Regions from separate parts of the Homo sapiens genome. Here region 1 is linked to region 2. Evidence: chromatin contacts called from ENCODE Hi-C or POLR2A ChIA-PET data. All regions are on one chromosome and are shown on one strand. The core of a region is the stretch at or near the end of the contact, and the rest is flanking DNA. Distances in the headings are between cores, read along the strand shown.

Region 1 (4,333 bases), core at 1-2,500, 130 kb after region 2:
GAGCTAATACAGGGTTTATAATGTACAGTATTAGGAATAGCATTTCATAATTGGTATGAGCACTAACAGCGCAATTCTAGCATTGCTTACCATGCTTTGCCATTCTCTGTTGGAGTTCTGGGCTCTGTCCTTATGTTCTAACTCCATCTATGCATGTTATGGGGGTTTACTAGAAACCAAATGCAAGGGCCTTTTCTGAGAGGTTTGACGGCACACTCTGTTGGGCCCAGAGCCCTCAGAAATCCCACTTTTTGACCATTCTTTGCAGGAGGATTTGGTCTGTATGTTTTGAGAATTGTGGGGCAGTTTCATTCAGCTCAGCAAAACCCACATTACACACTGAACCGGGCACCAGCTTGTACACCAGGGACACAGTGATATGCACAGTCCCTGCCTTGAAAAGCCAGTAAGTCCCTAGTGCAGAGGTGGCATCTTCTTCATGTAGTCATGTTGGGGGCTACCGAGGTGCTGAAAGCAGATAGCTAGCCAGCTCCTTGGGACACCAACGCTGCCCACAGTCCATTTTTTACCTCAATGATCCCAGGCTTTGCTGCATGAAATGAAGTGAAAATCAGTGTTAACTATAGCAGAAAGCCTGGTTCTAACCTACCTTCTCATAACTATGTTGGAACTAGTGTTCCATTTCCTCACAGGTGGAAGAACAGAATGAAACAGAGCAAAAGCCTTGGTCCCCACCATCTGTAGTGTTCCCATATCCTTCCCTCCCTCTAAACCCCCCAAAATAAAACACACAACTACCGCCCAAAAGAGGGCGAGTTAAGAATGCCTGCCCATCTGGCTACGTGTAGATTGTGAATTCCTGCAGGTCTCTGAAGGCTTAGCTCATGAAGTGGGGCCGAGTGAACAGAGCGTTCACTGTAGACCTGCGCTGAGCAGTATGATAGCTGCTTTCCCACGTGTGGCTCTTGAGAACTTGAAATGTCTCAAATTGAGATGGGCAGTGAATGTGTGCCGTAAAATGCACATCAGATTTAGATTTAGAAGAAAAAAGATTGTAACAGATCTCAATAGTTTTTTTCATATTGATTACATGTTGTAATAATTTTATACATATTATGTGAAATACACTATTAAAGTTAATTTCACCTATTTATTTTTACTCTTTTTAATGTGGCTACTGGAAAAGTCAAAGTTGCAAGTGTGGCTCACATTACATTTACATTGGACAGGGCTAATTTAGAGTAGACGATAGACTGGTTATGCAGGTAGCCATCACCAGAGGGCAGCAGTGCCAAGAGGTAAGGCCATATGACTGCCCGGCACCTCCTGGTCAACGTGTACTAACTCATGGTACCCTGTGCAGTTCTGGAGGTCCATCAGTTCTCAAGAGACGCCAGTGTGGCCGAGGCCTGGCTGCTTGGACAGGAGCCGTACCTATCCAGCCGAGAGATAGGCCAGAGCGTGGACGAGGTGGAGAAGCTCATCAAGCGCCACGAGGCATTTGAAAAGTCTGCAGCAACCTGGGATGAGAGGTTCTCTGCCCTGGAAAGGCTGACTACAGTAAGTGGCCGCTGGGCCCTTTGTCTGTTGGTGCCCTGGGCAGCCTTTTCTTCCTGCTTGCCTCTTAGACCAGGGAATTCACACGATTGCTTGTTTTTGTTTTTTGGGTTTTTTTCAAGTAGTGAAGATCATCTTAAAATGGGTGGCTCCTGTGGAGCAGGACCTAGGGAGAGGGTCAGGACTGTTACCTCCTCAGTCACATCCTGGGCACCTGGATTTATGATCCCTTATAGTAGCTTCCTGCCTGGGGGTTGATTGGTGGTGTTTGCTTTTTTCTTCGAATCTTTCATTCTCCCCTATCTCATAAAAGCTTTGTTCTCAAGGGGGCATGGCCTCAAAATTTTCTTCAGAATTTCAGAATTAGAATTCCCATCAAATGGAAGCTTAATCCTAGCCTGTTGTTAAGTCCCCAGTCCTGATCCCCTCTTCTGTCAACATAAAGGCCTTAGAATAGGATTTGTGCACTGGTGTTTCCTCTCCCAAGACTTTTGCATTCCTGGTAGAAAGCTGATCCTTTGCAGTGTACAAAAATGGTGTTTCTGGTTTCCAGTTCTGGGTGTTTAAAATGTACCTGCATACATTTGTGTTAAAACAGAGTACTTCTGGTACATCCATATGACTCATGAAATGGCTTTGTTTCAGTTAGACTATTCTGTGGCTTTTTAATGTGTTGTTTGGGTTTTGGCTGAACACAGATCCCCACCACAGCACAAGCGGCTTCCTTGAGAATTATTGCAGCTCTGTCCCTGGTGTTTGTCTGAGCTCTCCTGGGGAGTCCAGCATGAACCCTCAGGCTCAGGTACTTTTCTCCTCAGCAGAGTTGAGAGTTGCATAGTTACTTTAGAAATTAAACCCAAGCTCCCAGGGGTCCTACAAACAACTCACAGGAATTTTGCCAGCCCATGGAATAGACTATTTCCTGTAGTTTTAGGTTGTAGCTGCAGTTCCTGTGAACCTAATTCCATTTGGCTCAGGATGTTAGAGCTTCTTGTCCAGTGTGGTCCAGTTTAGCAAACTAGACAGGAGGACTTCCTGGGTTCCTAGAACCTTTTTCTGAAAAGAGGCAGAGTTTGGGACTCTACCAAACATCACTCTATTTTCTCTTAGTTGGAGTTACTGGAAGTGCGCAGACAGCAAGAGGAAGAGGAGAGGAAGAGGCGGCCGCCTTCTCCCGAGCCGAGCACGAAGGTTTCAGAGGAAGCCGAGTCCCAGCAGCAGTGGTGAGTCCCAGCAGCTCCAGAGGCTGGACCCTTAGCCTCGGTGGCCAATGAGGTTTATGGGGCATCTTTCTGAAGCCTTGCATTGCTAGGCCTAACCACATGCCCTGCCTACTGATTGCTTCCATAGACTGTTTAAAGGCTGTACAGTTATCCCTAAATAACCTTGGAGGGCACTGATTTGTCCACAGTCACATAGGTATGTAGGTGGCAGAAGTAGAATGTAGACAGTGCCCTTTCTCATCCTGTGTGCACACACACAGGATGCTCAGAACTTCCATATGATTAAATGCATGGAGTGAACTGCCCAGATTTTAGGCCAGTGATTTTGTGGTGATGCGTTTTTTGAGAGTTCTAAGTAACTTCACACAGAGGGCAGCAATTATTCTCTACTTCCAAAGGGCTAATTATTTTGCTATGGTAAGAGTTCCATGGCAACCTCTAATGCTGCCTTTATGTGGTGGAGCGGGGCATAGGGCATTCCTGTAGTCGTATTTTTCTGTCTAGAGTCTATTTAAAACACTTGGAAGTTTCAGATTTAAAAAGAATTAAATTATGTGAAAAGGTTGCACGTAATAAAATTGAGTGATGATGTTCTCCCACCCTTTCTTACTGTTTCCTCTTTCTCCTCTTCTTCCTTTCCCTTCCTCCTTTTCCCCTCTTCCCTAACAGGGATACTTCAAAAGGAGAACAAGTTTCCCAAAACGGTTTGCCAGCTGAACAGGGATCTCCACGGGTTAGTTACCGCTCTCAAACCTACCAAAACTACAAAAACTTTAATAGCAGACGGACAGCCAGTGACCAGCCATGGTCTGGACTGTGAAGTTCACTACCATTTGTCAAGAATCACCCTTTCCAAATCCTCTGGGTTTTGACTTTTTGGCTTCCACTTCACCCAAAATGTTAAAATTTTTACTTAATTCATAGCCTTCCTTGGTTTCATATTTGTTTGCATTTAATTCATGTTTGAGTCTCTTAACTGATGGATGCCCACTTGCCTTAAAGCAGCATACTTATTTTTTGTTTATTTATTGTGAGCTTTTTACTTTATTAAGATTTTACAGCGAAACCCTTACATGAGTAATTGAAATGAAATTAAATGAGATTACAGCATAATGAAGAAGAAAACTAGAATCTAACAGGTATGACACATTCAGTTATTCTAACAGGGCACAGTACTGTGCTATATGTAGCCGCCTTTACAGATGTTATTAACCTATAGTAGTTTACTATTAACTAGGAAGACTGGTGTATGAGGAGGGAGACATTCTGTAATAAGATTAAAACCTAAAGTCAGCTGTGTAACATTCCATGAAAGATGCATTCATTTATTGAAGATGACAAAAAAGGGAGTCAGATATATTCTGGAAGCTATTTTAATTTTAGGCACACAATCTCATACATTTTGAGACCCTTGGGTCATTTATTACTTTTTACAAACTAGTTCCTCTCTTTTTTTCTGCCAAGTCCTGAATTGAAAACTGTAGGCTTCCTTGCACAGATGTTGCAGCCAGCCTCAGGAGTAAAGTGCCCGCTGACTGCTGCCGCCACCTCTGTCTCGCTCCCTGTCAGTGCTGCTGGCACGTGGGACGCGG
Region 2 (4,149 bases), core at 159-2,658:
ACAAAGGACATTGTCTTTGAACAGATGGAGAATATTGAAGAAAAAAGATGTCTCTACCATCAAATTCTGGACACTTGAGTGAAACAGTTGAATAAAAAGAACTCAGAGCATTGCTTTTTTTTTGAGACGAGGCTCACTCTGTTGTTTGGGCTGGAGTGCAGTGACACGATCATGGCTCACTGCGGCCTTGACCTCTTGGGCTCAAGTGATCCTCCCACCTCAGCCTCCCAAGTAGCTGGGACTACGGGCACGTGCCACCGTGCCCGGCTAATTTTTATAGAGATAGTGAAGAAGGGTTGGGAGGGTGTCTCACCATCTTGCCCAGGTTGGTCTCAAACTCCTGGGCTCAAGTGATCTGGCCACCGTGGCCTCCCAAATTGTTGAGATTACAGGTGTGAGCCACTGTGCTTGGCATATATTTATTTATTTATTTTGTACACAGACTAGTGGATAATTTGGATACTTTGACTTCCCATTCACCTTTCTGTTTTTTGTTTTTTTCTTTTGAGACAGAGTCTGGCTGTGTCACCCAGGGTGGAGTGCAGTGGCACAGTTATGGTTCACTGCAACCTCCACCTCCCTGGCTCGAGTGGTCCTCCTACCTCAGCCTCCCAAGTAGCTGGAACCACAGGCGCATGCCACCACAGCTGGCTATTTTTTTTTTTTATTTTTGTGGAGATGGGGGTGTCACTGTGTTGTCCAGTCTGGTCTTTAACGCCTGGGCTCAAGTGATCTGCCTCCCTTGGCCTCCCAAAGTGCTGGGATTACAGGCGTGAGCCACCACTCTTGGCCTAACCTTTCCGTTTTAAGGAACAATAGTAGTGTTTTTAAGGAATACCATTAAGAAAGAACATTAGGAAAAAAGGTGCTTTAGTTCTCTGAGTGACTTCTTTTAAGCTTAAGACAAGAATTATCACTTACTTACTAAGTAATCTGTGGGCTGGGCAAGGTAGGCTCGCACCTGTAATCCCAGGACTTTGTGAGGCCAAAGCAAGCAGATTACCCGAGTTCAGGAGTTTGAGACTAGCCTGGCCAACATGGTGAAACCCCATTTCTACTAAAAATACAAAAATTAGTCAGGCATGATAGTGCACACCTGTAATTCCAGCTACTCAGGAGGGTGAGGCAGGAGAATTGCTTGAACCTGGGAGGTGGAGGTTGTAGTGAGCTGAGATCATGCCACTGCACTCCAGCCTGGGTGACAGAGCGAGACTCTGTCTCAAAAAGAAAGAAAGAAAGAGAGAGAGAAAGAGAGAGAGAGAGAGAGAGGAGAGAGAGAGAGAGAGAGAGAAAGAAAGAAAGGAAAGAAAGAAAGAAAGAAAGAAATCTGTGGAAAGCAGTTGTTGGTTCAGTGATAGAAAGAGAGATTCGCAGGTGGGGGCAGGGCAGGGGCCAGGCTGGGCTTCTGCAGGAGTCAGGTGCGGTGGATGTTGCAGCGCAGGTATAGCAGCCCTGGGGGTTTCTTCTCATTGGTCAGCAGGTGGCACCAAATAGCTAAAACTTATCTGGGGAGAGGCATGCCTTGCTTGGGTTTTACCTTGGGTTGGGTTGGATTAAATTTTACTTTCTGTACTTTCAGAATTTGGGATTAATAGCACTTTCACATTTTCTCCCTAGAGATAGAATCCTCCAAGTTTGAATTTTATAAAAGTCTCTGATATTGATAATAGTCATGAAAGTTAACTATATTCAAGATCAGATGATTGCATGACATTATTAATTTTCATTTTTTGGAAGGGTTTATGACTTTGAATGTTAAATGCCACTGTAAGATCATTCAATGGAATATACTTACTCGATTAGATTTCTGAAGTTTTTGTGTTTTTATGAAATCCCATAAATAAATTGCTAACGTAGGTGTGAAAATTAATACACCCGTGAATGTACTTAATTGAGATTGAGTATGTCTCTCTGATGAGAATCCAGGATTTTACTTCCATTCAGGATTTTTCTATTAGAGCAGAGATGGGTGACAGTTTGAGTCACAGATGTTGTGGCTCAGTGGTAAAGTGGATTCAGTGCTTCTTCCTCAGGAACATGTGGGGTGTGTTGGCTGTGTTCTTGGATAGCATGTGAGAAAACAGCCATGACAAAAGAGCAGGCAGTTGTGTGCTGGTACCACCCAAGAGCCTACTGTTTATTTAAGGTGCAGTTAATTTGTTTCAGCTTATTTACTATGGAAACTTGGTTGCATGTGGCATGTGTGGTTATGTGCTGGAACTTTTAAAAAGCTGCATTTCAAGCACGATAAATGTTTCTTTTCTACATATATGGGTTTGTTTATTTTTTGTGTGGTGGCATATGTGAGGGGGAAGAATCATCTCTTGAATGATCCTTCTGTGTTGCTGAGTGGTGTCTGGTTTGGTTAGCACGCAGGCTGTGGTGAGGAGGCCTGCTGACTCTGGCCTAGGTGCACATCTTGGTGCACACTGAACAAGGCTTTCACTAAGTGAGCATCCAGCTACAAAAACCTGACAATAAATTTTTGAGTTTTAAGATGTTGATAACAGCCGGGCATGGTGGCTCACGCCTGTAATCCCAGCACTTTGGGAGGCCAAGGTGGGCAGATCACAAGGTCTAGGAGTTCGAGACCAGCCTGGCCAATATAGTGAAACCCCGTCTCTACCAAAAATACAGAAATTAGCTGGGCATGGTGGCTCGCGCCTGTAGTCCCAGCTACTCGGGAGGCTGAGGCAGAAGAATTGCTTGAACCCAGGAGGCGGAGGCTGCAGTGAGCCGAGATGGTGCCACTGCACTCCAGCCTGGGTGACAGAGCGAAACTCCATCTCAAAAAAAAAAATGTTGATAATTTATTTTTTTTCTTGGGATAGCTTCATACCACTTTAAAAGGGGTGTTGTCTTTTCACTCCTTTCTTCCTACATTTGCAGATTAACAACTTACTTAGATAGCTTCATATGCCTGACTGAGCCTGTTTCCCCCCAGTGAAATTTAAAATATGCGGGAATTTAACCACATTTAACCACACCCATAGGCATCAGGCATAGCACTAGCTCAGTTTCTCAATGTCTCGGGTCTAGTCAGTCCTTCACCAGGCCCTGTCAGTTCTCCCTCCAAAGCACATCCACCTCTAAGCACATCCACCTCTTAACCATCCCCGCTTCTCCACCCAGAGCTGCACCGCCATCATTTCTGGAGTAGCCTCCCAAGTGGCCCCTGCTTCCATTATTGCCGCCTAGAATCTGTTTTCCACACAGCCCTGGGAAGAATATTTTACAAATACACTCAAGGGTGGTGTCGGTTATTAGCTTAAAATCCTGCAGTTGCTTCCCGCCACACTTGGGCTCGCCCACCTCCCTCCCTAACCTTGTCTCCGAGTCTCTCCCGCTGCCCACTAGACTCAGCCACATTGAACTTGCCGTTCCTCCTGCATGCTATGCTGCTTCCTTTGCCTGAAACACTATTATTCTTGATCTGTGCGTGACTCATTCCTCTTGACATTGAGTTCTCAGTTTCAGGACCCACTCGAGAGGCCTTCCCTGATCACCAGATCTAAAAATAGTCACATGACTCTGCTGTCATTTTTTTTTATTTAAACTATCTTGCCTTTTCTTGTGTGCTTTTTGTCCAGCTCCTACCACTAGGATATAAGCTTCCCTAGAGCCAGGTCCTTATTGCGTTCATTTTTATCCCTAGCATCTGGTCCAGCACAGAGTACGTAGTAAGTCTTCATTGTATTTTGGTTCAATGAGTGAATAATAGCTATATTGAAGGGAGAAGCTGTGTTTAAAGCTTATCAGTTCAGGATAAAGAATAGCAAGCGTGTATTGAGCATCTACCATGCACTGGTACTGTCCTTGGTTGCCATACACTTACATCTTAATTTTTTTTTTTTATTGGAGTTTTGCTCCTGTTGCCCAGGTTAGAGTGCAATGGTATGATGTCGGCTCAACCAAAACCTCCGGCTCCTCGGTTCAAGCAATTTTCCAGCCTTGGCCTCCCAAGTAGCTGGGATTATAGGCATGCGCCACCACGCCCAGCTAATTTTTTATTTTTAGTAGTGATGGGTTGGTCAGGCTGAACTGGAACTCCCGACCTCAGGTGATCCGCCCGCCTCAGCCTCCCAAAGTGCTGGGATTAGAGGCGTGAGTCACTGTGCCTGGCCTTACATCTTAATCTTAAGCATCAGT

The links. A loop is a pair of places that touch in the nucleus more often than their neighbours do. ChIA-PET counts read pairs that join two places held with the same protein, here RNA polymerase II (POLR2A). Pooled maps may share reads with other maps.
Region 1: a map of heart right ventricle shows a loop between it and region 2 (2.2-fold over the local background). The contact joins two enhancer-like sites. A Hi-C loop is called at or near these places in 46 of 168 maps with a recorded cell type or tissue (B cell, CD4-positive, alpha-beta T cell, CD4-positive, alpha-beta memory T cell and 34 more), 35 of 37 single-sample maps with no recorded cell type and 34 of 50 pooled maps. POLR2A ChIA-PET finds 5 or more read pairs at or near these places in 4 of 52 experiments (HepG2, activated CD4-positive, alpha-beta T cell, activated T-cell and 1 more).

The regions. Positions count from the first base shown.
Region 1 is chr2:54,656,526-54,660,858 of GRCh38, forward strand. It overlaps SPTBN1 (spectrin beta, non-erythrocytic 1), which reads left to right. Exons shown (of 36, transcript NM_003128.3): 30 at 1,325-1,521; 31 at 2,629-2,741; 32 at 3,411-3,474. Among named protein-coding and RNA genes, the nearest start is that of SPTBN1-AS2, 21 kb to the right of the region's middle. Within about 2 kb of position 1,251, at least 5 of the 41 ENCODE cell types and tissues checked have a DNase peak (open chromatin) inside an H3K27ac peak, as active enhancers do; they include heart right ventricle, where a contact is called at or near this core.
Region 2 is chr2:54,521,410-54,525,558 of GRCh38, forward strand. The region is part of intron 1 of SPTBN1 (spectrin beta, non-erythrocytic 1); the gene reads left to right. The region is part of intron 3 of SPTBN1-AS1 (SPTBN1 antisense RNA 1); the gene reads right to left. Among named protein-coding and RNA genes, the nearest start is that of SPTBN1-AS1, 35 kb to the right of the region's middle. RefSeq lists an enhancer at 3,311-3,480. Within about 2 kb of position 1,409, at least 2 of the 41 ENCODE cell types and tissues checked have a DNase peak (open chromatin) inside an H3K27ac peak, as active enhancers do; they include heart right ventricle, where a contact is called at or near this core.